Linked DNA regions of Homo sapiens: region 1 is linked to region 2. The links are chromatin loops, found by intact Hi-C in ENCODE. Cell type or tissue: heart left ventricle. All regions are shown on one strand. Each heading gives the region's core, and the rest is flanking DNA. Links, peaks and the distances in the headings are about the cores only. Region 1 holds the start of COPS9 (COP9 signalosome subunit 9). Region 2 has its middle 33 kb from the start of MIR4440.

Region 1 (2,895 bases), core at 167-2,666, 1.1 Mb after region 2:
TGAGAAGCCTGGGTTTAATGGAAGTGCTTCGGGAGCGGGGTGCACAGAGCCACCCTCTTTAGCATGGTTCCAGATGGTTTCACGATCTGGGTAGGGAGAGAGTCCCTACCCACTGTCTCCCCTCTCTCTGGCACTGCACGCTCAACCATGTTAAACGACACAACATTCCCTTCCCTTGGTGAGCCAGTCGGCATCCCCCAACCCAGGGCTCTGCTCCTGCCGGGCCTTCATCCCCCACTACCTGGCAAACACCAATGTGTCCCCCAGCATTTGGCCACAGAGTCGACTCCTCAGCTGTACCTTTGCTGAGCCCCCTCAAAGCCCTGAGGGTCCATCCGTCGGTGCGCCTTCGGCTTTCTATGACACCTGGTATTTGCAATCAGCCGCTCTGCCATGCTATTACCTCCACAAGCACAAGGGCTGCCTCTGACCACCTCTGCAGCCCCTAAGCTTTGAGAAAGAGCACATAAGGCCCTGACATGTAGGAGCTGGCCTGCCACTCTGAGCTAGGCTGTGGTGCTCTCCTGCTGACCATAAACCATCTCAGAACGCTCACATCAGACAAGGTCACTCTGTGAACACAATAGAGACCAACAAAACCCCAAGACGACTGTATAATCCTGTATAATTAAAAAGAAGAACGAGGCCACTACGCAAAGCACATAAATGCCAGATGTCTCCTTTTCCGCTCCGACAGGAATGACGGCTGCTCCAGTCTTCCCTCATTCTAGTTAAGATTAAGAGGCCCAATCGGAGAATTATCCTCGCTTCCAAGGCACAGTAAAGCCCACTTTCTTCCCCCAAATCCCCTAACACGAGCTCAAATCCCACACGAGGTTATGGAGACGCACCGCGGGCCCCCATGGGGTGCTGCAGCCATCGAAGAGCAGCAAACGCAACTCCTCTGACCACGGGTGTGTTCCCGGGGGCCGTGGGGGCACCCAGCAGGCACTCAACCCTCAGGCTGCGCCTCCTGGTCCCCCGGGCTAGGGCACACGCTTCCCGCCGCGGTCGGTCGCCGCCTTTCACCAGGTGCTCGGAGAAACCGGGATTTGCTCTCCGCGGGGCAGGGAGCCTGGGAGCCGCGCCCATCGCCCACCCGCCCGGCCTCCCCTCCCCGGGACCCGCGCACCAGGACGCCGCCCTTCCGCTCCCCCTTCCCCGCTCCCCACGCTCGGAGACTCCCGCCGGGCCCGTGCCACCTCGTCCAGGTCCACGTAGGGCCCGGCGCCCTCGGGGAACATCTCGTCCACCGCCGGCTTCATCTCGGGGCCGCGGCGCTCTAGGCTCACTTCCGGCCTCAGAGCCGCTTCCGGCGCGCGCCACATGGCAGATCTAGACGCCGGAGGACCGCGCCTCTGTGGTGCCCGCCCGCTGGGGTGCTCCCGGCCGCCGGCGCGTCCGCGGCCACCGGCGTTTGTCTTTGCGCTGGCGAGGGCGGGCGTCTGCAACGCCTCTGATGGGCGGCCGGGCGGCCACGGGGAGAAAAGGCTGCCAGCAATGGGAGCAGTGCCTGCAGAGCACGCCTCCGACCAGAGGCCGGATCCAGAATAAAGAAGGAGCCTCAGACTCTGCCGCAAAGACGGCCGGGTTCACAGGAGCCCAGGGCTTGACCTTCAGACGTTTGTCTGAAGAAGACACACTCGCGGCCAGTGAGCAGATGAAGAGGTGAAAGCAAACCAGGGCCCCACGGCCGCTGCACCCCTGGGACGCCCAGAGTCAAAAAAACAGCAAAACACGGGTGGAAGGGTGCGCGGCACACGGGGCCCCTCGCACCGCGGCGGGGAGTGAGACGCGGCAGCCGGGGCGGGAGACGGGGGGGGGCAGGTCCCAGAAAATCAAACACGGACACCCACGTGGCCCAGCACTCCCCTTCCGGGCACAAGCCCAGAGGACCAAAAGCCGAGGCTCCAAGGGGCGTCTTTACCCCACGTTCACAGCAGCGTTATTTATAATAAATGAAAAAGGGAAGCGTCCCCCGCTGTCCCTGCCCATCGATGGATACGTGCATAAGCAAATGTGGGCCATGCACACTGTGGAACATTACTCAGCCTTTAAAAGGAAGGGAATGCCGACACCTGCTGCCACGCGCAGGAACATTGAGGACGCTCTGCCGAGGGAAACGGGCCAGTCCTAAGACAAACACCGCATGATTCCACTCAGCCGAGGCCCCTAGAGGAGTCAAAGTCATAGAGACAGAAAGTAGAAGGGGGTTATCAGGGTCTGGGGAAGGGGAAATGGGGAGTTCGTGTTTAGTGGGGACAGATTTTCAGCCTTGACAGATGAAAAGGATCTGTAGAGGCTGCTGGTGATGGCTGCACAGTTCGTGAATGTGCTTAACGTCACTGAAATGTGGTTAAGATGGAAACAATTTGTGAAGTTTTACCGTAATGAAAAAAACAACAAAAAAGAATGTGACAGAAATGCGAGGGAAAGGAGAAGGAAAGGGGTAAGAGGAGGGAGAAGGTTGGAGGAAGAGAGGGAGAGAGGAAGAACAGGGGAGGGAAGGAGAGAGAGCAACAGGTCCTGGAACTAGACTTTGCCAAAGATTCCTTGCTCAGCCAGACTTCGGTGGCCTCCTAACCTCCTCCCAGGCCCATCTGTGCACTGCATTGTCAGGTTCAGTTTTCGCAGAGAGCCCTGCTAAGTTGGTTTAGCCAGAGCCCCCCACCCTGGATATTGGATCGGGTTCCTGGTCCCCCAGCATCCCCAGGATGTCTGATGGCCCAGACCTGTCTTCAGCGAAAGCCCTGCGGGGTCGGCCGAGCCAGCATCCCGTCCCGCACTGTGTTCCTCCCAGTCATTTGCCACCCGCGACCCCACCTGCTCCTCAGCCGCAAACCCCCACTGCCTGTGCTGTTCGGAGCTGAGCCTGGTCTCCCTCCCCCACTGCAA
Region 2 (2,895 bases), core at 185-2,684:
TCCTGACCAGTGAGGCCTGCCCATCGCTCTGGGGGAACCACATCCTGATGGTTGGATCTGGTTCCCAGTGCTGTGCTTACGGTGGAACACCAGGTTGGCGGGTGCCCAGGTGTGCCAGGAGGGTGTGTGTGCAGCACGGAGGAGCTGGGGTGTTGGGGGCTGTGTGCTCATGGTGCTCAATCTCCCGGCTGTTCCTCGGTCCATGGATGGCACCTTCCCCTCTGCTGACCCCTTGATCGCTGGAGCCCCCCACTCTGGGTTTCCCCAGCCCCACACACTGCTCACCCTGCCTGGCCTCCTCTGCCGGTTCCTCTTCTCTCCAGCCTCTTTTTCTGGGGCTCGGTGTTTCTTCTCTTCTTTGTTATTTCGCTCCCTCGTTATTTTGCTCCATGTTGTGGCCATAAATGCCACCTAACTGCTGACAGGCTCAGGATTCTATTTCCAGCCAGGCTTCTATTTCTCAAGCTCTAGGCTCAACTATCCAAGGTTCTAAATAAACTAACAGAGAACTCGGCTCATCCTGTCCAAAGCCAAGGCCCTCCTGCCCTGCTCCCCACCCCCCAGCCTCCTGCCTCCTCTGCACCATCTGGCATGTCCCCAGCAACCCTTCCCTGCTCTCCCTGGCCCACCTACCTGTCACCCCCTGCCCTGCCCCTCCGTCACCCCCAACCTCCCTGCCCTACCTTCCTAGTTGGCGCATCTCCCAGCATCCTGACATACGCCATTGTATGTCTGTTCTCTGTCCCCACCATGAAAGCCCCTGGAGAGGCTGGCAGTGCCTGGCAGCCCATGTAGACAGTGAGGAGTGAAGCAGGTGTTTAGGGCCACGTGGGAGCTGCGGGTGCAGAGCAGCCATCCCGGCCCAGCACGAGGCAGGACGTCCCGGGTCCTCACCGCCCAGAAAGCAACGGGCTGCTCCATGGGGCAGTGGTGGACTGTGCCCTGGGATCCTCTGGCAGAGGAGACCGCAGAGGAGGTCCACCAAAGTGCCCTGCGCTTCCCAGGGGGGTGGGGGGAGTCTCACTTTGTCAGTTTTGTGTCTCCCCAGAATATTGGGGAATGGTTTGAGGCGCCTGGCTTCTGCAGGCCGCACCACTGTCACCTCCATCATTGGCTGGGGTCAGGGTTTGGGACCAGGGCTGGCGGGCACTGGGTGGGGTGGGGCCTCCGGATGAGGCCGCGGTTCCAGGCAGCACCACCAGGTGGCGATGGAGTCCACGAGCCTCCCCAGCGGGGCCTGGGTGTGGGAGCAGCCGGGTAGGGTGGGGTGGGGCGGGGCAGGTGGGGGTCCCCGCCAGGCGCGCCCACCCCCTAGCCTAGCAGCCCCGCTCTCCTGCGGGCTCCCCCGTGGGCCAAGTCTCCTAAACTGGGCCAGCCTGGAGTCAGGTGCGTGCAGCCCTGCCACTCTACCTCCTTGCAGCGAGGCCTGGAGGGCGTTCCACGCGTGGGCACCGCGGCCTTCGGAGGCCTCCAGAGTCGGCCTCAGTGGGCGCGTCCTCCCTCCTGCTGGAGGGGACTGGACACCGTTAATGACAGCGAAAATCGCCTGGAGTTGATGACATTAATCTCCACCAGGCCTAATGAGCAACTCAGTTCCCCAGGCCAGCTGTGGGAGGGGCCTTGGGTGGGGGCAGAGATTAGCAGAGGGGCTAGGTGCCAGTGATGCCAAAACCCCAGGGGAGGCAGCCAGGGGTTAGGGTCAGGGGTCAGGGGAGGTGGGGTCCCCAGGGGAGAGGCAGCCAGGGGTCAGGGGTCAGGGGAGGTGGGGTCCCCAGGGGAGAGGCAGCCAGGGGTCAGGAGTGAGGGTTCAGGGGAGGTGGGGTCCCCAGGGGGAGGCAGCCAGGGGTCAGGGGAGGTGGGGTCCCCAGGTGAGAGGCAGCCAGGGGTCAGGGGCTCCCAGTCACTCAGTTGTGAAACGTGCAGTGTGTGCCACGTTAAGTCTTCTTAGCTCCTTTGCCAAGCAGCCCGAACATTTCAGAGGTGCAAGAGGGCAGAGTGCCACTACCTGAATGCCCCTGCCTGGCCAGGCGTCACTGTCCCTGTGGTGATGGGTGGGATGCAGCTGGCTTTTGGCGGGAAAGAATCTCTGGACAGGGTCACGCAGGCATCCTTGGTGAATCTGCAGTCCCAGCTCCGCCTGGGCCCAGCGGGCTGGGGGAAGAGGGTTTTCCTGCTGCGACCCACAGCAGAGGCTCACAGGCACCACAGTGGGGACAGGGGAAAACAGCGCAGCCACAGGAAGGATCCAGGGACTCAGGCCAGGCTGCTCAGGAGTCTCCAACCTGCTCTTGCCCTGCCCTGCTCTGCCCCGCCCCCTCCTGCTTCCTGCCTGGTGCGTCTGGCACGCAGGCCCGGGGAGGGTGCCCAGCCCTCCTCTGGGGGGCTTTCTCCTTGGCTTCCCTCTTGCCTTTGCACTCCAAGGCCGGCAGGAGGACCCTGCCTCCTCACCCATCAGTCTCCCAGGCTGGGCTGCTGGGCACAGTCCCGACTGCAGGTTTGGCACAGGGCAGAGCGTCGTCCCTGAAGCAGCAGCACGGGGCCTTCCCAGGCTGGGTAGGGTCTATCCAAGACCCTGCACTTGTTCTTCTGTGTTGACCTTGGTAGCTCAGCCCTGACCTCGGGAGTACCCCAAACACTCTGTGAGCACCTCCTACCGCCCCAGGTAACAAGACCTGTCCCTGAACCGAGGTGCCCTGCAGGAGAGAAGGAAAAACCAATGGAGTAGCAGCAGCAGAACAGCCAGCCCCACTGAGGGCCGAGCAGGGGGCTCAGGACATCGAGGATGGGCTGAGGGCTTCAGAATCATCCCGAGACGCGGGGAGCTGACCTCCTTGGGATCAGATGAAGACCCCATGCCCTCCCCCTAGAGAACTTTGCACACACAGGCCCTCCCCC

Evidence for each region. Peaks named below come from ENCODE experiments on the same cell type or tissue, not always from the same donor. Only the 100,000 strongest peaks of a DNase experiment are listed, where the experiment ranks them.
Region 1: it touches region 2 in a loop (2.8-fold over the local background); 42 of 110 quality-filtered maps call a loop at or near these places.

The regions. Positions count from the first base shown.
Region 1 is chr2:240,135,020-240,137,914 of GRCh38, forward strand. COPS9 (COP9 signalosome subunit 9) reads right to left here and starts at 1,286. Exons shown (of 3, transcript NM_001163424.2): 1 at 1,203-1,286. The coding sequence starts at 1,265. RefSeq lists a silencer at 1,098-1,147 and enhancers at 1,588-1,687, 1,698-1,807. In heart left ventricle, for the core only: no CTCF peak of the experiment used is centred there; a DNase peak (open chromatin) is centred at 1,352; H3K4me3 peaks cover 1,966 bases; H3K27ac peaks cover 664 bases.
Region 2 is chr2:239,034,261-239,037,155 of GRCh38, forward strand. No RefSeq gene overlaps it. Among named protein-coding and RNA genes, the nearest start is that of MIR4440, 33 kb to the right of the region's middle. RefSeq lists an enhancer at 1,619-2,238. In heart left ventricle, for the core only: CTCF peaks have their summits at 1,203 (motif pointing right) and 1,409; a DNase peak (open chromatin) is centred at 1,201; H3K27me3 peaks cover 726 bases.